Linked DNA regions of Homo sapiens: region 1 is linked to region 2. Evidence: chromatin loops called from intact Hi-C (ENCODE). Cell type or tissue: HCT116. All regions are shown on one strand. Each heading gives the region's core, and the rest is flanking DNA. Links, peaks and the distances in the headings are about the cores only.

Region 1 (11,345 bases), core at 1,986-9,985, 110 kb before region 2:
ATGACTACTAATAAAAGCTACTATTGACCAGGCGCAGTGGCTCACGCCTGTAATCCTAGCACTGTGGAAGGCCAAGGCAGGCAGATCACCTGAGGTCAGGAGTTTGAGACCGGCCTGGCCAACATGGCAAAACCCTGTCTCTACTAAAACTACAAAAATTAGCCGGGTGTGGTGGCACATGCCTGTAATCCCTGCTACTTGGGAGGCTGAGGTTTGAGCCCAGGAGGCAGAGGTTGCAATGAGCCGAGATCGTGCCATTGCACTCCAGCCTGGGCGACAGAGTGAGACTCTGCCTCAAAAAAAAAAAAAAAAAAAAAAAAAAAAAAAAAAAAAAGCTACTATTTATAATGGCTTGCACTGAGCAGACACTCTAAGTGTTTTACATTTGATTTCATCCTTACAACAATCCCATAAGGTAGTTATCATTTCCCTGTTTCACAGAGGAGGAAGTGGGCTTAGAGAGCTTAAGCAACTTGCTCTCTCACATTCCTATGAGCCTTGATCCATAAAACATCACTATGGACTCCCACAACTTTAACATCCCCCACTGTGTTTCTTTTCATCCTTAACTGCTGTGGCAGTTTATACTGTGTCAACCTGGTTACATCCAAACTACATTTCCCAGAATCCTCTTTCCATAGGGTAGGTGGCCCAAAGAGCAAAAGACTTTCTGAAGAGTATGGTTAGATAGAGCTGCAGTTGCCAGCCGACTGCGCAGCTCTCCTCTGCTCTGTATACAGCTCCTCTTCTTGATTGCCAACCCTGCTGACCAAACAGCAACCCCAGGTTCACCACCAAAAGCTTGACTGAGGACCACAAAAGAGGCAGCTACACAGAGGTGACAACTCTCCACAGACTTTTCACCAGCTCCAGTGTGTGGTCCCACTCCAGTAGCTGGGCATACCTGGCTTCTCAGATTCACCTGTAAACGCTGAGCTGACCACTGCACAACTGCTTCAAAGAGGCTGAATAGTAGCTTTTCTCTGACCTGCCCTACAGACTCTGACTTCTGGAGTTTCTCCCACAGCTGTATGAAGTCCTATTCCTTTCCTAAATCCCTTATTCCATAATATCATAGTAGCTCTGTTTTCTTGATTGAGCCCTTAAATGATTCAAGTACTCAAGCTTCCTCCCAATCTACTGACCAAGAAATCTCTGCAGCTTTCCCTCTGAGATCTTCTTGCATATATAACAAAATCTACATCATTTGGTCTCCAATTTGACTGCTTCCAAACAAACCTTGTTTTATCAGTTCTGCACTGTCCTCCTTTGCTTCCAAGGAACAAGTAACCCTCATTCCAAAAAAGTCGTATCTCACTACTTGATCCTCCCATTTGCAAAAAGCAATATTTAATGGAGAGAATACTAGAGTGGGTAACAGATTAACAAACGTCAATACCAATTTATTAACTAAGAACAAGATTAGCTAAAAACACTCCAGGGTTAGCCAGGTGTGGTCGTGTATGCCTGCAGCCCCAGCTACTCAGGAGGCTGAGGTGGGAGGATCCCTTGAGCCCAGGAGTTTGAGTACAGCCTGGGCAACATACAAAAACCCTATCTCTGGAAAAAAAAAAAAAAAACCCAACAAAACAAAACAAAAAGAATACTCAGAGGATACGTGTATGCTTTAGTTAGAAATGTGAAGATTGAGAAAGGAAGAACAAGAAATAAAAAATTCTGAGAAGAAAAATATTTCGTGATGTATAGTTTGTCCCAAAATGTGTTTTTCCCCCCATTTGAAGTAAGGAAGCTTCACTTTTTTATATAATCATTTTGGGCTTATCCAAGTGTCTCCCTGAATTATTTTTCGGTTGCTACTGGGCATAAAGGAAGACTGTATGTACAATTTTTCCAATACTTTTTTTCCTTCTCCAAAAAGATCTTCACCCCACTCCCTACCTTTTTGGCTAACATATTTCCAAAAATGTATTTTATTAGTCTTGGTTCTCCACTCATAACATGAGAATAATTCTGTTCTCTGTTATTTTCTAAGGCTCAATGCTTACTATTCTGGAGTTCATTACTAAGCTGTCCCACAGTCAAGGGTTTTTTTTTTTTTTTTTTTTTTTGAGACAGAGTCTCGCTTTGTCACCAGGCTGGAGTGCAGTGGCACAATCTCAGCTCACTGCAACCTCCACCTCCCGGATTCAAGCCAATCTCCCGCCTCAGCCTCCCGAGTAGCTGGGATTACAGGCATGCACCACCACACTCGGCTAATTTTTGTATTTTTATTAATATACATTACATGATCTCAGAACACATAACTAACCTACCCTTTCTCAAATCACAGGGCAAGATTATATATGAAGAGACATAACAGCTTGGGGGTGAAGTCAAAAGAATGCAGCCATGTACTGATCACAGACTGGTTGGATTAATGTCACATCATCTCTAAAAGTAGATTTTTATCAATCTAAGGCTGAGCAACCCTCTACTTATCTTGTTTCCTTATAGTATCTGAGCAACTAAGAAGTTTTGTAAATACTGTCTGACATATGTATATTATACAATAAGATATTATTAACTTTAAAAAGGAGTTAACAGGTTACTTTAAAATGCCTAATCAGAATATACATTAAAGCCATCATATGAAACATAATGTTGATCTATCTCTCCTTAAACTGAATCAGGAGACATTAGGTCTCATTTCCCTATCACATTAGAATAAAATACTTTGGATTAAAACTCCAGGCAGGGCACTGTGGCTCACAACCATAATCCCAGCACTTTGGGAGGCTGAGGCAGGCATATTACCTGAGGTCAGGAGTTTGAGACCAGCGTGGCCAACATGGTGAAACCCTATCTCCACTAAAAATGCAAAAATTAGCCAGGCGTGGTGGCACATGCCTGTAATCCCAGCTACTCGGGAGGCTGAGGCACGAGAATGGCTTGAATGCAGGAGGCGGACGTTGTGGTGAGCCAAGATCGCACCACTGCACTCCAGCCTGGGTGACAGAGTGAGACTCCGTCTCAAAACAAAACCTCCATAATACCATTAAAATGTAACAAAGCCAGTCAAACTTTACAGTAATTAGAAACTCTCAAATAATGATAATGAAACACATCTAAACACGTCTAAGTCACAAATCTAAAATAAAATATGACTTAGGAGCATCCAACTACAGTCATCCCTCAGTATCCACAAGGGACTTGTCTCAGGACCCCATAGATAACAAAATCTGCAAATGCTCAAGTCCCTCATATAAAATGGCAAGTATCGGCTGGGCATGGTGGCTCACGCCTGTAATCCCAGCACTCTGGGAGGCCGAGGCGGGTGGATCACTTGAGGTCAGCAGTTTGAGACCAGCCTGGCCAACATGGTGAAGCCCTGTCTCTACTACAAATAGGAAAATTAACCTGGTGTGGTGGTGTGCCCCTGTAGTCCCAGGTACTTGGGAGGCTGAGGCACAAGAATCACTTGAACCCAGAAGGCAGAGGCTGCAGTGAGCCGAGATCACACCACTGCACTCCAGCCTGGGTGACAGAACAAGACACTGTCTCAAAAAAATAAAAATAAGGCGGTCGGGCATGGTGGCTCACACCTGTAATCCCAGCACTTTGGGAGGCTGAGGCGGGCAGATCACGAGGTCTGGAGTTCGAAACCATCCTGGCCAACATGGTGAAACCCCATCTCTACTAAAAATACAAAAAATTAGCCGGGTGTGGTGGCATGCGCCTGTAGTCCCAGCTACTCAGGAGGCTGAGGCAGGAGAATGGCTTGAACCAGGGAGGTGGAGGTTGCAGTGAGCCCAGATCGTGCCACTGCACTCCAGCCTGGAGACAGAGTGAGACTCCATCTCAAAAATAAATAAATAAATAAATAAAAATAAAAAGGCAAAGTATTTACATATAAACTATGCATATCCTCCCATATACTTTAAATCATCTCTAGATTATTTTTAATACCTAATATAACTGCCATGTAAATAGTTGTTATAAGTTATTTTTTAAATTTGTATTTTTTTTTTCTTTTTGAGATGAGGTCTTGTGATGTTGCCCAGGTTGGCCTCGACCTCTTGGGCTTAAACAAACCTCCCGCCTCAGCCTCCAAAGTAGCTGGCACTACAGGCATTTGCCACTGCACCCAGCTTGTTGAATTGTGACTAGTATTATTATTCTCAAATATTTTATTTTTTATTTTTGTGTGGACAGAGTCTCACTCTGTTGCCCAGGTTGGAGTGCAGTGGCGGGATCTCGGCTCACTGCAACCTCCGACTCCCTGGTTCATGCGATTCCCCTGCCTCAGCCTCCGGAGTAGCTGGGATTACAGGCACGCATCACCACGCCCAGCTATTTTTTTTTTGCATTTTTAGTAAAGACAGGGTTTCACCATATTGGCCAGGCTGGTCTTGAACTCCAGACCTTGTGATCTGCCCGCCTCGGCCTCCCAAAGTACTGGGATTACAGGCATGAGCCACCGTGCTCGGCCATTCTCAAATATTTTCTATCTGTGGTTGGTTGAATCCACAGATGCAGCAGCACCTGCAGATACAGAGGACTGACTGTATTATTACAAAACAGCAAATAATAGGCTGGGCGCGGTGGCTCACGCCTGTAATCCCAGCACTTTGGGAGGCCGAGGCGGGCGGATCACGAGGTCAGGAGATCGAGACCCTCCTGGCTAACACGGTGAAACCCCGTCTCTACTAAAAAAAAAAAAAAAAAAAAAAAAAAACAGCAAATAAACAAGTAAAAAATGACTTCATCTTAGATTGGAGATCTCTTTCCAAAGACTAATAAGAAATAGTATTGACTCACATTTTTCCCACTGGCTTCCATTTAATGATTTTCAAAATTAATTTTCAAAAACTTTTCCACAGAAAACACTGTCTCCGTGGGAGGGCTGTTCACAAATACTTGTTTTTATCCTTCTGGGCATATGGAAAGATTAAATTTCCCCATCCTGTTTATATCCCAAGTACAGTCAAGAGTCTTCCTTTGGCCAGAGCTGGTGGGTGAAAGTGGTGAATGTTTCTAGGTAAAAGCTTTAAAAGCCAGAGTGTAGTCTGATATGGTCTCTTTTCTCTCTTAACTAATTAACCAGTAATGTTCCGTGTAGGAGATCAGTCAGGGTGGTGGGAAAAATTGTAGAAAGATGTAAACCTTCTTGGAAGGCTGGAAGGTTTTACAAAAGCTTCGGAAAAAGATTTGGCTGAAGGCAGCCAGATTGTCTTATCTGGTGCCTGAAACTTTAGGTTAGGTAACAAGGGGATGTAAAGAAACTCATCTAAGTAAGTTAGTTTACTTAGACCATGGAACCTGGCCTAAATCATCTGCATGCAAGACTAGCGGGGGGTGGGGGTGGGCGCAGCACGACCATGTGAATTCCCCACAAGTGTGTTGACTCAAGACCTTTGTCATTAAATCTATACTGAATAAATGCCCGCAGCGCAAGCACAGGCTTGTCAGGGCCTCAGCCGCTGACTCTTTATACACCCTCCTCAGTGTCTGTGGGCGGCCCAGTCCCCTAGCCCACTCTTTCACTGGCTTCCTGTGTCTGAGTTCATTTGTTCATCTGTTGTTCAGCCAGGGTCTGCGGGTCGGACCCGGAAGGTAGAGCCCTGTGTGAGGAATGCTGCAACAGATCACAACAGAACCCTTGAAAATGAAGGTGAAAAAACTGCGGTCAGTAAGTCACTGTTGCCTGCTCTGAATTTCCAAGTTCGAGGGAATTGCTCAGGCTAGGGTTTCATCAAGGGACAACAGTTATCAGCTCAACAGAAACAGTATATAAAAGTATTTAAAAAGCTGCTTAAAGCTAGTGGAGCCTGGGTTTCACAGGCTCAATTAAGGGACCTAATGCAAACTGTTGTATCCCATAACCCATGGTTCCTGGAAGAAGGTACACTAGCCATAGAGCTCTAGGAACAAGTGGGGAGAAATCTTAAACATCATGCACAAGGACAACAGGTCCCAGTAACATCTTTAACATTATGGGCTTTAGTTAGGGCAGCTCTGGCCCCGTTATACACAGAAGAGCCTAAAAAGGGGAGGGAGGAGGAACCATCATCTACCTTACTGCCTCCTTATCCCTCAGCCCCGCTATCACCGGGCCAAAATAACAAAGAGGAAACGGAGGTTTTGCCTGAGCCCCCTCCTCCAATAAACTAGAAGAAAAGACAAGGGATATGCTACAGCTGGGGGACCCTGTCTTAAGCAAGTGGCATTAGAAGGGGAGCTCTTAGCCTGCCCAGTAATGCAAGAACGACAATGCAATCAGGTACATGAACCCATTTCTTTTAATGCTTATAAAAAGCTAAGAAAAAGCATTAAAGAAAACAGAGCCGCTAGCCCATTTCCTTACGAAAGGAATGACTGAAGCCTTGGCAGACAACTTCCGTATGACCCCATGGGACTGGTCAGTGCTAGCTAAAACAATTTTGGAGGCCAGCCAGTACCTCCTCTAGAGGGCAGAATACGATGAGTTGTGCGAACAACAAGCCAACCAGAACGAGGTGGCCGTGCAAGATGTAACAGCTGCTATGCTCCAGGGGAGGCGTCCCCATGCCGATGTACAACAACTAATTTTGATCCCCAGGCCTATGCACAAGTGTCTTTGTGCGCTCTCGGGGCTTGGGACAGAATTTCCAAAAGCAGAGATCAACAGGGATCTTTTATAAATGTTCGACAAGGGCCTCAGGAGCCATTTGTTGAATTTATCAATCGTTTAACCCAGGCAATTAAGAGACAAATTAGTCACACCCAGGACTGATATCTTGTTACAATTGGCTTATAAAAACGCTAATGTGGATCGCCAACAAGCAATGCATGCAATCAGAGGAAAGGCAGCCACAGTCAGGGAACTTACACAAGCATGTCAACTGGTGGGGACTGAAACACACAAAGCCAAAATATTGGCTATGGCATTAAGGCCTCCTAAAGTGAAAAGGGAGGGAAACCCAAATTGTTTTCTATGTGGAGAGGCAGGTCATATGAAGAGGGAATGTCCCAATAATAGAGACCAAGGTAACTCAGGAAAAGAACCCCCTTCTATATGACTGCAATGTAAAAAGGGGAAACATTGGGCAAATCAATGCAAGTCCAAATTTGATAAAAACGACAACTCCGTAAGTAACCAGGCGGGAAACTTCATGAGGGGCTGACCCCAGGCCCTGCTGCAAACTGGGGCAATGTCAGTGGCTTTCCTCTGTCAGATGGAAAGCCCACAGTCCTCTCTCTCAGAGCAACCACCACTGGGAGCGCAAGACTGGACTTACTCTGCCCCGATGAATTAGTGCTAAAAGAAGGAGAAGACACTAAAAGGGTTGCAACCGGGATCTGGGGCCCACTGCCTCTGGGAACAGTGGGATTAGTCCTAGGGCAATCTAGCCTATCCAGTAAAGGAATCAATGTGCTCACTGGGGTAACTGATAGTGATTATTGAGGTGAGATACTAGTTATGATGGAATGTAAAGGTCTGCATATTTCTTCCCCCGGGATCAAAGACAGCTCTGTTACTGCTTTTACCATACTGGGTCCCCAATGCCCAGAAAGGGGGAAAGGGACGTTTTGGAAGCACAGGAGCCACAAAAGTACACTGGAATCAATTAATCACTAACCAGAGACCCATGATCACCTTAAAAATTGGAAATAAGAATTTTACTGGCTTATTGGACACACGGATGGATATTTCAAACATTAATGATCAAAACTAGCCAGAAACTTGTCCTTGGGTCACTCAGAAACAAAAAATTGTTGGCATTGGGGAAGCGCACACAGCCAAGCAGAGCACGTGCCCCCTAACCTGTTGCGATTCAGAGGTAAGAAAGGCAGTTATACAACCTCAACTCATGCCCTTCCCTGTTAACCTTTGGGGACGGGACCTATTAGCCCAATGGGGGGGTCACTCTGCAGACCTCTTTCTAATAATGGCCACAGTTATTCCTCCCCTACCCTTGACATTGCTCTCTCAAAATCCTATTTGGGTAGAATAGTGATCTTTAAAGGGAAAGAAATTACAAACAGCCCGTGAATTAGTTGAGGGGCAACTAAAAGCCAGCCATACAGAACCATCAAACAGCCCCTGGAATTCACCCATTTTCGTCATTCCCAAAAGGTCTGGTAAATGGAGACTTTTGCACGACTTATGTGCTATCAATGCTAATTTGCAACCTATGGGGCCCCTTCAGCAGGGGCTCCCCTCCCCCACGGCCATTCGACATTGGCCTATAATCGTTACTGACTTAAAAGACTGCTTTTATACTATTCCCCTAGCAGAAGAGGACAGAGAAGAATTTGCATTTACAATACCAGCAATCAATAATGAAAGGCCAGCTCCCTGATTCCAATGGAAAGTGCTTCCCCAAGGAATGCTGAACAGTCCTACCATGTGTCAGTATCATGTAAATCAGGCTTTCTCCCCAGTAGAAAAGAATTTCCTAATGGCAAGATTATTCATTTTATGGATGATATTTTACTAGCAGCCCCAACAGAGCCAGTGATTTTAAGGTTATATAACTCTGTAGCAAAGAATACACAGTTAAGAGGTTTAATCATAGCACCTGAAAAAGTACAGATGTCTTCTCCTTGGAAATATCTTGGATACAGACTAATTTCTTGCTAAGACCTCAAAAGCTTAAATTAGATACTAGCAACTTACACACCTTAAATGATTATCAGAAATTACTAGGTGATATTAACTGGCTTTGCCCCACCCTAGGCATAACTACTGATAAGTTACAAAACTTGTTTTCTATCTTAAAAGGCAATGCTGCCCTAGACTCTCCTAGGTATTTAACTCCTACGGCACAAAGGGAAATTGAAGAAGTAGAGCAATTTATCTCTCAAAGGCAATTAGATCGCACAGATCCATGATATTCAGTTCAGCTGTTTGTTTTTCCCACTAAACACTCCCCTACAGGGTTAACAAGACAGATGGGCCCAGAGCTATGCTTTCTAGAATGGGTTTTTTGCTCACATACCGGGACTAAAACACTCTCTCTCTATGTCCAGTGAGTCAATAAAGTCATCTATTCAGGCCTCAGACAATGCAATCAGTTGCTAGGTTATGACCCTGATATCATCAGGATTCCTTTAAGTAAAAAGCAATTTGAAGCAGTATTACCCTTATCTATGGACCTGCAAACAGCACTCTCTGATTACACAGGCCTTATAGGGCATACCCTTCCTGCTGACAAACTCCTTCAGTTCTTATCTCGTACTTCTGTTGTTTTGCCTACTAAAATAGTTCAATCCCCCATACCTAATGCTTTAACATTGTTTACTAATGGCTCTGGTAAACATGGAAAAGCGGCTGTCTGGTGGAGATCACATAATTCCCTCACTCATTCTGGATTTACTAGCACTCAGAGAGCTGAGATTGGAGCCTTAATATTAGCCTTAGAAACTTTCTCCACTCAGCTCATCGATATTGTTAGTGACTCTGCTTACTGTTTATTTATTGCAGAACTTTGAGACGGCCTTCATTAAGACCACTCTGGAGCCCACCCTGTGTGCACTTTTTCTCCGACTTCAGCAACTGCTAGATCAATGTATACATCTTATTTTTATTACACACATTCGGGCCCACAGCTCACTGCCTGGCCCACTGGCTTATGGCAATGATCAAGCAGACCTACAGGTTATGACATCACTGCCTGACCAAGCCACCCAATTGCAACAATTTTTCCACCAAAACTTGAGAAACTTATCTAAACAATTTCAACTTACCCAGAGACTAGCTAAACAAATTACCCTACAATGCCCAGATTGCCAGTTCACAGGCACATCCCCTCCTTCAACAGGTGTTAACCCTAGAGGACTAGAACCTAATCAGTTTTGGCAAACAGATGTTACACGCATCCCTGAATTTGGAAAACGTAGATATGTACATGTATCCATTGATACCAATTCTCATTTAATTAGTACTCATGCTCTTCCTGGAGAGTCCACCCGATATGTCATTAAACATCTTCTTTTAACTTTTGCATTTATGGGACGGCCCACAGAAATTAAAACTGATAATGGTCTGGCTTATGCCAGCTCACAATTTCAACAATTTTGTCACACATGGAACATCCAACATTCCACAGGCATCCCGTATAACTCCCAAGGACAGGCCATAGAACGTACCCAATCCAGCCTTAAAAATATGCTCAGAAAACAAAAAAGGGGGAATATGAATAAGGACCCTGCAACACTACTAGCACAAGCCTTATTTACCCTTAATTTTTAAAATTTAAATAAATTTCAATCAGCTGTAGAAAAGCACTTTGCTAAAACCTCTCAAGAAATAAAACCTGCAGTTTTATGGAAAGACGTAAACAGTAATGTATGGTATGGTCCAAATGAATTGTTAACGTGGGGGAGAGGATATGCTTGTGTTCACACCCCCTCAGGTCCTCTTTGTATTCCAGCATAATGCATCGAACCATACCATGGTGTGGCTAGGACCCAACCCAGTACCAGAAATAAAGAAAATAACCCTATGGGACCCATAGCCCCGAACAATGTGGCTTCATCAGACAACACAGGCCCCGGACAGGATGCTCAAGAAGACAAGTCAGAAGACTGAGTGAATCCTGCTCTGGACACAGACACCATTCACTCCAGATAATCTGCTCCTTGTTATGCTTTATTATTATTTATTTATTTATTTATTTTTTTTTTGAGACAGAGTCTCACTCTGTCACCAAGCTGGAGTGCAGTGGTGCGATCTGGGCTCACTGCAACCTCTGCTTGCCAGGTTCAAGTGATTATCCTGCCTCAGCCTCCCAAGTAGCTGAGACCACAGGCACATGCCACCATATCCAGCTAATTTTTGTATTTTTAGTAGAGATGGGGTTTCACCATGTTAGCCAAGATGGTCTCAAACTCTTGACCTCGTGATCCACCTGCCTCAGCCTCCCAAAGTGCTGGGATTAATTCTCTCACTCTGCCTGCAACTAGTACCTGCTACACTCTATTTGGCCCATCCTCTAAATCCGCCTTTCTTCTGCCCTGTTACTTAGACAAATACCCGACCTTCCCAGCTTCTAACAACGTGACTGCTTGGCTGAGAGAGATTAACATAACCCCAGTGGGGTTCCTTAGTAACAGCACACAATGAACTGAACTGCTGAGTAACAATATAGGTCACTCCTTGATTGGAAAAAAAAAAATGTTGATTATACTCAAGTTTGTCTTATGTTATTTACTAATGCTAGGATGCAAAGCTGGAATATGAGCAGTTACCACCACGCCTGACAAACCTACTGCACATATCTGTACTCTCCTATCAACAAAACCTGATGCTAAAAACAGAAAAGGGAGAGATGTAGGAGATCAGTCAGGGTGATGGGAAAAACTGTAGGAAGATGCAAACCTTCTTGGAAGGCTGTAAGGTTTTTACAAAAGCTTCGGAAAAA
Region 2 (11,345 bases), core at 1,267-9,266:
CAGTGAGCCGAGATCATGCCACTGCACTCCAGCCTGGGTGACAGAGCGAGACTCCGTGTCAAAAAAAAAAAAAAAAAAAGAAAAAGAAAAACAAAATCAACTGAACTCAAAGAAACACAGTAAGGGCGTAAATGAGGGACAAAAAGAGCCTATAAGAGATACAGAAAACAACAAAATGGCAACAGTAAGTCCTTCCCCATCAGTAATTACTTTAAATGTAAATGAATTTTAACTCCCAAATCAAGACAGATTGCCAGAATGAATTTAAAAAAAAGAGTCCATCTACATACTGTCTACAAGAGACTCACTTTAGATCTAAGCACACACAGGTTGACAAAGAAAGGACAGAAAAAGATATTCCATGCAAATAGTAATGAAGACAGTAGGGGTGACTATACTAATATCAGACAAAATAGACTTTAAGTCAAAAACTGGTACAAAAGACAAAGAACATTATATATTTTTAAAAGGATCAATTCACCAATGAGATATAGCAATTATAAACATACACAAACACACACACACACACACACACACACACACACCGCAAACATAAGAGCTCCTAAATATATGAACAAACACTGACAGAACTGAAGGGAGGAACAGATGGCCTACTGTAACAGTAGGCTTCAATACCCCACTTTCTATAACTGATAGAAAAGCAAGAGACTAGATCAAAAAAGAAACAGAGGCTGGGCGCAGTGGCTCACACTTGTAATCTCAGCACTATGGGAGGCTGAGGCGGGTGAATTGCTCGAGTCTAGGAGTTCAAGACCAGCCTGGGCGACATGGTAAAACCCCCCCCATCTCTACTAAAAATACAAAAAATTAGCCAGGCATGGTGGTGCACGCCTATAGTCCCAGCTACTTGACAGGCTAAGGCAGGAGAATCACTTGAGCCTGGGAGGCAGAGGTTGTAGTGAGCCAAGATCGCACCACTTCACTCCAGCCTGGGTGACAGAAGTGAAACCCTGTCTCAAAAAGAGGACTTGAACAACATGATAGGCCATTTGGACCTAACACATAGACAAAAAGCATACCACCCAACAATAAGCAGAATACACATATTCCTCAAGAGTATATGGAACATTCGCTGGGACAGGCTATTAGGCCACAAGTAAGTCTTAAAACATTTGAAAAGACTGAAATTATATAAAGTAGCTTTCTAATCACAATGGAATAAAATTAGAAATCCATAGCAGAAAGAAAACCCTAAAATCCACAAATATGTGGAAATCAAATGGTACATTCTTAAACAACCAATGGGTCAAGGAAGAAGTCACAAGGGAAATAAGAAAATAACTTGAGACAATGAAAATAAAAACACCAAAGCTTATGGGATGCAACAAAAGCAATGCTGAAAGAAATTTGTATCTACAAATGCTCAAATTTTAAGATCTCAAATCAACAACCTAGTTTTATACCTTAAAGAACAAGAAGAACAAACTAAACACAAAGCAAGCAAAAGGAAAGAAATAATAAAGATTAGAGCAGAGATAAACATAACAGAGAATACAAAAAAAGAGAAAAAAAAATCAAAGAAAACAAGAGCTGGTTCCTCAGAAATATCAACAAAATTGACAAACTTTTAGCTAGGTGAAGAAAAAGAGAAGACTCAAATGCGAGGACATTATGACCCATTTTACAGAAACAAAAAGGATTATAAAACACTACTATGAACAACTGTATGCCACCAAGTTGGATAACCTAGACAAAACGGACAAATTAAATTCCTGGAAACACAACCTACCAACTCTAAATCATGAAAAAATAAAAATCTGAACAGATCTATAACTAGTAAGGAAACACCCAATGAACAAAAGTTCAGGACCAGATGGCCTTACTGGTGAGCTCTACCAAACATTTAAAAAAGAATACCAATCTTCCTCATACTTCAAAAAATTGAAGAGAAACACTTCCAAACTCCAAACTATGAAGTCAGTATTATCCTGATACCAAAACCAAAGGCACTAAAACTACAGACCAATATCCCTGATAAATATGTTGCAAAAATCCTCAACAAAATACTAGCAAAGAAAATTCAAGAGCACACTAAAAGAATTACACCCCATGACCGTGAAGGATTTATTCCCAAAATGCAAGGATGGTTCAACAACAACAAATATAAATCGATCAATATAATACACCACATTAACAGAATGAAGAAAACAACTCATGATCATCTCAATTGATGCAGAAAAGACATTTAACAAAATCCAACACCATTTCATGATTTAAAAAAAAACACTCTACAAACAAGGAACAGAAGGAAACTCAACATAATAAATGTCATATATGAAAAGCCCACAGCTAATATCATACTCATACTCAGGACTGAAAGCTTTTTATCAGAAACAAGACAAGAATGCCCACTTTTACCACGTCTGTTCAACATAGTACTGGAAATCTTAGCCAAAACAATTAGGCATAAAAAGGAAACTAAAAAGCCATCCAAGCTGGAAAGAAATTAAATTATCTGTTTGCAGACAACATGATATTACATGTAGAAATGCCCAGAGTCCACAAAACACCCCCAAAGCCAAACAAAACTGTTAGAATAAACAAATTCAGAAAAGCTGCAGGATACAAAAATCAATACAAATCAGTCGCATTTTTACATGTTAACAATGAACAATCCTAAAAGGAACTTATGAAAACAAATTATGATAGCATCAAATACAATAAAATACTTAGGAATATACCTAACCAAGGAGGCGAAAGACTTCTACATTGAAAACTACAGGCCATCATGGTGGCTCACATCTGTAATCCTAGCACTTTGGAGGCCAAGGCAGGGGGATCGCTTGAGGCCAGGAGTTGAAGAGCAGCCTGGGCAACATAGCAAGACCTCAACTCTACAAAAAAAATTATCCGGGCATGGTGGCACACACCTGTAGTCCTAGCTATTTGGAAAGCTGAGGTGGGAAGACTGCTTGAAGCCAGGAGTTTGAGACAAGCCTGGACAACAAAGGGAGAATCTGAATCAAAAAGAAGAATGAAAAGAAAGAAAGAAAAAGAAAAGGAAAAAAGGAAAAGAAAACTACAAAACATTAAGGAAATTAAAGAAGACACCAATAAATGAAGATATTCCATGGTCATGATTCAAAGACTTAATATTGTTAAGAAGTCAATACTACCCAGAGCACCTCTACAGATTCAATGCAATTCCTAACAAAATACCAATAATGTTTACTGCATATATAGAAAAATCCATTTTAAAATTCACATGAAATCTCAAATAGCCAAAACAATCTTGAAAAACAACAAAGTTGGAAGACTCACACGTCCTGACTTCAGTGGGGACAGACACACAGACAGTTCTATATTGCAACATGCAGACCAATGGAAAAGAAGAAAGTCCAGAAATCAACTCTTACACATATGGTCAAATGATTTTTGAAAAGACTTGCAAGACCATTCCATGGGGAAAATAAGTTTTTTTCAGTAAATGTTGCTGGGGAAACTTGATATCCATATGCAAATGGATAAAGTTGGAACCTTATTTTACACAACATACAAAAAATCAACTAGAAATGGATCAAAGACCTAAACATAAGAACTAAACTTACAAAATTATAGGGTAAAAGCTTCATAATATTGAATTTGGCAATAATTTTTTTGATATGACACCAAAAGCACAGGCAATAAAAGAAAAAAGTGAGATACAGCAAAATTTAAATGTGTGCAACGAAGAACACAATCAAGAGTGAAAAGGCAATCTAAAGAATGAAAGAGAGTATTTGCAAATCATATAGCTGATAAAGCATTAACATGAGTACACAAAGCACTCCTACAACTCACACCAAACAACCCAATATAAAACTGGGCAAATGACTTGAATAGACATTTCTCCAAGGAAGATATATAAATGGTCAAAAAGTACATTAAAAGATGCTCTACATCACTATCATTAGGGAAATGCAAACTAAAATCACAAGATACCACCTCACATCACTTAGGATGGCTACCATCAAAAAATAAAAATAACAAGTGTTAGCAAGCATATGGAGAAATTGGAACTCTTGTGTACTATTGGTGGGAATATAAAATTGTGTAGCCCCTTATGGAAAGTGTATGTATGGCACTTTCTAAACAAATTTAAAATGGAATTACCATATGATCTAGCAATTCTACTTCTAGGTATATAACCAAAAGAATTGGAAAAAAAAATGGTTGTTTTTTAATATCTCTAAAAGTGAAGAAAAAAAGGTCTTGAACAAATACTTGTACACCCATGATCACAGCAGCGTTATTCACAATAGCCAAAGGTGGAGGCAACCCAAGTGTCCATTGACAGATGAATGGACAAACAAAATGTGGTATATACACACACTGGAATATTATGCAACCTTAAAATGCAAGGAAATTTGGACACATGGACAAACCTTGAGGACATTATACCAAGTGAAATAAGACAGTCGCAAAAAGACAAATGTATGATTCCACTTATATGAGGTACCTAGAACAGACAACTCGTAAGAGACAGAAAGTAGAATGGTGGTTGCCAAGAGCTTGGGGGAGGAAGGAGAGTTCTTTGATAGGTAGAGTTAAAATTTTGCAAGATGAGAAGATTTCTGAAGATGAATGGTGGTGATGGCGATACATTGTGAACATACTCAATGCCACTGAGCGGTAAAACTGTTTAAGATAGTAAATCTTAAAACCGGAAGGGGAAGAAAAAAAGCCAAGCATGAGAGTGCATGCCTATAGTCCCAGCCACTTGGGAGGAGACTGAGGCAGGAAGATTGCTTGAGCCTGGGAGTTCAAGGCTGCAGGGAGCTAGGATCACACCACTGCACTTCAGCCTGGGCGACACAGTAAGAACCCATCTCTTAAAAAACAAACAAAATCCCCCACAACTCTGTATCATCATAGCCAAGTTGTCAAAGTTAGTATCATCAATTCTGGGACAAAACTAAAGTCTATGTTCTTGGAAGAAATATGCTGAAGTATTTGGGGCTCAAGGGGCAAGTTGTCGGCAAGTTACTCTGAGTCTGCAAAAATAGCTCTATGCATATACAAGATGACAGAGTCAATGACGTGGCAAAACGTTAACACTTGGTAAATATCAGTGAGTATACCGGAGTTTATTTACTATTTTTGCAACTACTATAAATTGGAAATATCTTCAAAATTAAAGGTTTTTCTGGCCAGCTAGGTTTGAGCTGCCATAAAACCAACACCAAGGATCATTTATATAGAAACTAATTTTTTCCTTCAAACACAGTACAGGAGAATCTCTTACCATTTTGAATTCCCCGGGTATGGTTTAAAACTTTTTACTTGCCAACATCGTTAAAGTTTTACCCTGTAATAGTGAAATTTTCAGGTAATTGGAGCTTACCCCATTAAATGACAAAATTGTGTAACTTAAAAATCTTTCTTAAATACAACCTTTGTTGTCTTTGTTTCAAATTTATTTTTTAATGATCAGTGTAAGGCTTCACTAGATGCCTCTGCTTTTTCCTTCTCAAGTGTTTTTGAGGGTATTTGTATGAAACATTGCAGAAAAGCTTAGGTTTTTGTCTCCATCTAGTGGCTAGCTATTACCTTCTAATGCCTTTATGCACCTGCTTTTTACAAAGCACTATATCCCACTGTGCTTCTGCGTTTGCTGGAAGTAAATAGTTTGAGAGTTTCTTGTGAGCAGTGTTTTAGTATCTAAACTTCATTATTTTAGCTGTTCAAAGGCTTTTTTGGCCAAAAGTAGTTTTATGTGTTTCTGAAGATCAAGGTGCCAATCCGTATCAGAATAGGATTTCTGAAATTAAAATAATCTAGTTGATAAAACGTTCTTGGGCCTCGTCATCTTGACCTTAAGAGACCTCTCATAATTAAGTCTATAGAGACTATTATCACAAAAATAGAGCAACAAGAAACATAGCTACAAGCTATAATTTTTCTCTCTCCTCTAACTGCTCAACTGCTCTAAGCTTTCGGCATAGTGATTTTCAGTTATATCCATATTTCCTTGAAGACAGTAGTATTTCTTGATCTTTTCTCTGTTATAAGCCCCCATCCCAGAGAAAAATGAAAATCAAAATAATTATCCCAAATAAGAGAAACACATTAATAAGATTTTGTTGGTATTCCATTTCCACCCCAACTGAGGTACTGCAATTCAATTCTGATACGACACACCCAGAGCTGGCATCAGACTCCACGGGTTTAAGAGGTCAGTCCTCCACAATACTGCCCCCACTTCAGATGCAAGCCACAAGTGAGGCATCCAGGCTACTGTCGCTTCTGACCAGCTACAAATTTGGGGTTCTCATAAACCTCTCAGGTTTAAGAACTTGCTGAAATGACTCACAGAACTCAGGAAAGCACTATCCTTCCCTAGAAAACACTATGATTAGTTTTACTACAGAAGATATGAATTAGGAGGGCCAGTCAAATGAAGGGATACATAAGGGAAGGTCTGGGAGGGAAGGCAGAGCTTCTGTGCCCCTGTCCTCATGGAGGGGAATCCTCTCCCTCCCAGCACACCAATGCTTTCACCAACCAAGAAGCGTCATTGAGCTGTGGGGTCCAGAGCTCTTCATCAGGTCCCATTTGGCAGGCATGGTTGATTAAATCAAACAGGTCACTGACTGCGTCTCAATCTCCCGGGTCCTGCTGGCCCAACCCTCTGTAGTAGCTGTTTCTGGTTACCAGCCTCCACCCTAAAGCCCACCATACAGTCACCTCGTTAGCATAACAAGAGACGCTCTATCACTCAGGAAACCACAAGTGTTTTAGACATTCCTTGTCAGCAACCAGGGGCAAAGGCCACACAAATTCCTCATTATACCACAATGAGGGAGGATTGAACCTCTAAGGGTCACAAACCCCTATAATATCATAAGATTTTTTCCCACACAACAAGAAACAATCTTTGCCCCTATTAAGAATGTATCCTCTAAGAAATGAAGAGACAGCCCCCCAAAAACCAGAATGAAATTTTATTGTGTAAAGTTTATAGAAGTATGACTAGTATTCCTTTGTACAAAGTACACAACGGTTTTAAATATAACTGAGAGAAATGTGAGTCCTATGACAACATCTGATACACGCTGAACCATTTACAGACACACTAAAAATGTTTTAAAATATCTTCTTTCTCCAAAGAGTCCATTGCGCATTTCTTAGAGTAGAGATGGGGACACATTCCAGGCAAGGTCACAATGGCATTTTGTTGCCCTCAATGCTGATTTTCACTGCGTGTGCAGATCTGCTTTTTTTCCTTATATCTGTGAACTTTCTCATCTGTTTATCCAGTCGACTGATACCCTTCTTGGAGGTCGCCTGAAACTAAGAGTAAGGGAAAAATTAAAGAGCAAACTACTGAAATACGTAAGTCTAGTTATGTCTTTCATCTTCTTATAACTGAGTTAGCAACCAGAAGAGCTTCTAGCTCTGGAATAACCAGAATGTGTGTTGATGACCTCAAGAACAACAAAGCAAGTATAGATGGTGTTAGAAACGCATATTAAACTCTCTCAGTGAAGAATAATTCTGTTGTCTGTGCTTTATTTTTAATTTTGCTGCAGTCCATGGAGGTCTCCTAGATGGGAGAAAGGGGGGGGGAAACTGAGACTATGATCCTCCCAATTCCATCATGTACATTACGTTTTAACTGCATGCGTTTCCCTTTCGAAGACCAAATGTGGAGCTAGCCGCTTGACATGCACTTTCAAACAGTGCTGGCATAAAAAAGAATGACCTAAAGCAAAGTCAGGTCAGCTGAGAAAAAGCCTTAAGCATAATAAATGAGGTTAGATGATTAGTGAAGTAAACCCCTAAGTGCAGGAGCTCTTGAGTTTTTACACTTGGGGTGAATCCCTGCTCTAATTCAGTAACTTCTGTGACCCTGGGCAAAGCATACCCAGGGTAGGTACTCCTTCCAGAACTGCTGAGAGAAGGAAATGAGATAGTGATGTCAGATCCAAGCACAGAGGCTGAGCACATATAGTCAGTGCTCAAAATAATAGGAGCTATTACTATTTTACTACTTCACAAGCAACTAGATTTACATTAAGTATACTTGACACAAAAAGAATATTAAGTCTTTACCCATTTGCCCTTCATGTTTAAAGGTTTGGTTTGGGGGCTATTTTATATTTTGAAAATACTGCCTTGCAAAGATGTGGTCTCCAAGAAACTGCCATCTTTTAGAAATGCTAGAAAGGTTTGCTGACTCTGTTGTAAAACAATTCAGATGTTTAAGAATGATGACTGCTTAAAAAGAGATGGGTTTTTCTAATTCTTCTCCCCATACATTTACTACTGAATCACCTCTGAAACTCAATTCAAAAGAATGCTAAAATAAGGTAGGGCCTGGGAGACACTCTGGGGTCAGTACCAGCCTGGTGAGCTTTGGTGGAATCTTATCCCACCTGTGGACCCAGCCTCAACTATGACATGAAGCCAGCTGAGCACTAGGCAAGGAACTCTAAGTCATTCTTGACCAAGAGCCATGTTGACCTGTCTTTCTAGGAATATCTCAATTCAAATATTATTCTGTATCGTCTCAATACTTGGCATTCGTACTCTGAGTAAGCATAAAAAGTGTCAGATGAGAAAGAGCTATGCCACCATCACACTATCTCCCAGATTTCCTGGACAGTCCCAAATATCTGACTTCCTTTTAGAGGATGTGCCGTGATCTTAGTACTTGTACTTGGTCCACATCGGAAGCTTTACCTGCTCAAATCTCTGCCAACTACACAATTCCCAGCAGCTTCACACATTAACTGGACTTCCCTTCGCCTACTCCCAGGACCCTCACTAACTGTCTAAGCCCTGATGGATCTGTCTAGCCTCAGCAATCAGGGCACACACGGGCCAGTGGGTTACAAAATATATGACTGGTAGTTGCAGATGCCTACTTACCCCAAGCTTGAAAAGACAGACCAGAGTACCTCATACACCAAGTTCAATGATCTCTCTCCTGATTCATCAAGGGAACGCTACACTTCCTTAGAAATTAAGAGTGTGTGCTACACTGCTTTACCAGAGCAAGGCCAAAAGCAGCTTCAATTATGGTACAACTGTGTGAAGACACAATGCAAAACCACTCAAGAATGCTCACTCAAATGGATTTTTACCATGGTAAGTAAAAAACAAACCCAATAAGGTATAAAAGAATACAATCACAATGTCGCTTGAAAAAAAAACAAAAAACAAAACAAAAACCCAGTAATTGTCTATGCATATGTATGAAAAAAAAAGAAATAATTTAAAATGTTAACATTAAGTTGTGGTGGGATTACAGATGGCATTAATTTTATTTATGCTTTCTGTATTTTTAAAAGTTCATGAAAAAATAGGCATTCCTTTGTCATTTTACTGTTATTTTAGAAGTATTCCACGGAGTAAATGAACATATAAAAAATACAATGTAGCACAGGTTACTACATTATTTAGGAGTAAAAAATCAGAAATCATAAACGAACGAATAAACACATTATATTCATGGCCGGGTGTGGTGGCTCCCGCCCGTAATCCCAGCACGCTGGGAGGTCAAGGCCAGAGGATCGCTTGAGACCAGCCTGAGCAAGATGGTGAAACCATCTCTACAAAGAAAGAAAATACATAATAAAAAAAAAAGCAAATTATATTCAGGATAGACCATTATGCAGCCATTAAAAATGATAAATCGACTAGGTGGTTTAATGAAGGAAAATAACCAAAATTATAATTTGGTCGGGGCGGGGGGTGGTGGGGTGGGGGGGTTGGGCTGTGTGTGTGTGTGTGTGTGCGTGTGCGTGTGTGTGTGTGTGTGTTTTCTAGAGATAGGGTCTCACCTAGGCTGGAGTGCAATGGCATGATTCTAGCTCACTGCAGCCTCAAACTCCTGGGCTCGAGTGATTCTCCTACCTCACCCTCCCAAGTAGCTAGGACTACAGATGTATGCCACCATGCCCGGCTAATTTTTTAATTTTTTGGTAGAGATGGAGTCTTGCTATGTTGTCCAGGCTGATATTTAGTATAATTTTAATTAACGTTATCAGTAGAAAAAAGACAACAAATACATCAAACTGCTTTTGAATGCTAGGACCATGAATAATGTTTCTCTTTGTACTTAAACATTTTCTATAATTATAAAAACTAAGTTCAAGGCATATCTGGAAATACATTTAAAACCTCAAATTGTTAGCCGGGCATGGTGGCTCACACCTGTAATCCCAGCACTTTGGGAGGCCGAGGCGGGCAGATCACTAGAGGTCAGGAGATCAAGACCATCCTGGCTAACACAGTGAAACCCCATCTCTACTAAAAATACAAAAACAAAGTTAGCCAGGTGTGGTGGTGGGCGCCTGCCCTAGTCCCAGCTACTCAGGAGGCTGAGGCGGGAGAATGGTGTGAACCCGGGAGGCAGAGCTTGCAGTGAGCAGAGATTGCACCACTATGCTCCAGCCTGGGCGACAGAGTGAGACACCGTCTCAAAAACAAAAACAAAAACAAAAAACAAAAAACCCTATTTATTTTTTATATTTATTTACATAACTTTGAAAACAAAAATGATACTTAAGACAAAAAGTGTTTCATTGGAAACCCATTTCCATTTCTTTTCCTGGACATGTCTTTTCTAATACTGCTCATTAGCGTCTACAATGTGGAAGCAAGTCCTGAGTGAATATGCAACCCTGCTCCACCTATGGGGAAGTGGGACCAGAACCAGAAACATCAGCACACAGGGACACAGCCCTGGAAACACAACCTCTGCTTTCAAAGCAGATTGGCCACTAAGAGTTTTTATTACCTATTTTCTTTGCCATATTGTAGTTCCCAATTCTCAAAAATAAAAATGTTAAGAGAAATATGAAAGACGGCTAAAAAGAGAGAAGAAACAATGAAAAAGGAGATGGCTCATGCCTGTAATCCCTTTGGGAGGCCGAGGCGGGTGGATCACGAGGTCAGGAGATCAAGACCATCATGGCTAACAGGATGAAACCCCGTCTCTACTAAAAATACAAAAAATTAGCCGAGCATGGTGGCAGGAGCCTGTAGTCCCAGCTAACTGGGAGGCTGAGGCAGGAGAATGGTGTGAACCCAGGAGGCGGAACTTGCAGTGAGTGGAGATCGCACCACTGCACTCCAACCTGGGCGACAGAGCAAGACTCCGTCTCAAAAAGAAAAAGAAAAAGAAAAAGAAAAAGGACAGAAGGGCAAAAAAGAAACAGGTACAGGGGACATGGAGAGGTGGTCAGGGACACGGATATGGGCACAAGAAAGAGGAGGGAGAGAGAGAGGAGGAAGTTCTTGGCACAGAACTAGTCCTTCTCTACCCTCGATTTATTCTCAAGAAATAAGAAAGTACGTTTTGTTTTGATAGTCACTTAATAGCAACATGAACTGGC

What was found. Peaks named below come from ENCODE experiments on the same cell type or tissue, not always from the same donor. Only the 100,000 strongest peaks of a DNase experiment are listed, where the experiment ranks them.
Region 1: a loop joins it to region 2, with 2.3 times the contacts of the local background. A loop is called at or near these places in 4 of 110 quality-filtered maps.

Annotation. Positions count from the first base shown.
Region 1 is chr2:127,364,821-127,376,165 of GRCh38, forward strand. All of the region lies in intron 1 of MAP3K2 (mitogen-activated protein kinase kinase kinase 2), which reads right to left. It overlaps LOC124906074 (a long non-coding RNA gene), which reads left to right. Exons shown (of 4, transcript XR_007087227.1): 2 at 5,527-5,625. Among named protein-coding and RNA genes, the nearest start is that of MAP3K2-DT, 17 kb to the right of the region's middle. In HCT116, for the core only: a CTCF peak has its summit at 6,406 (motif pointing right); a DNase peak (open chromatin) is centred at 6,421.
Region 2 is chr2:127,473,883-127,485,227 of GRCh38, forward strand. IWS1 (interacts with SUPT6H, CTD assembly factor 1) reads right to left here. Exons shown (of 14, transcript NM_017969.3): 14 at 6,930-7,293. The coding sequence ends at 7,162. Among named protein-coding and RNA genes, the nearest start is that of IWS1, 47 kb to the right of the region's middle. RefSeq lists an enhancer at 5,925-6,876. In HCT116, for the core only: a CTCF peak has its summit at 5,541 (motif pointing left); a DNase peak (open chromatin) is centred at 5,549.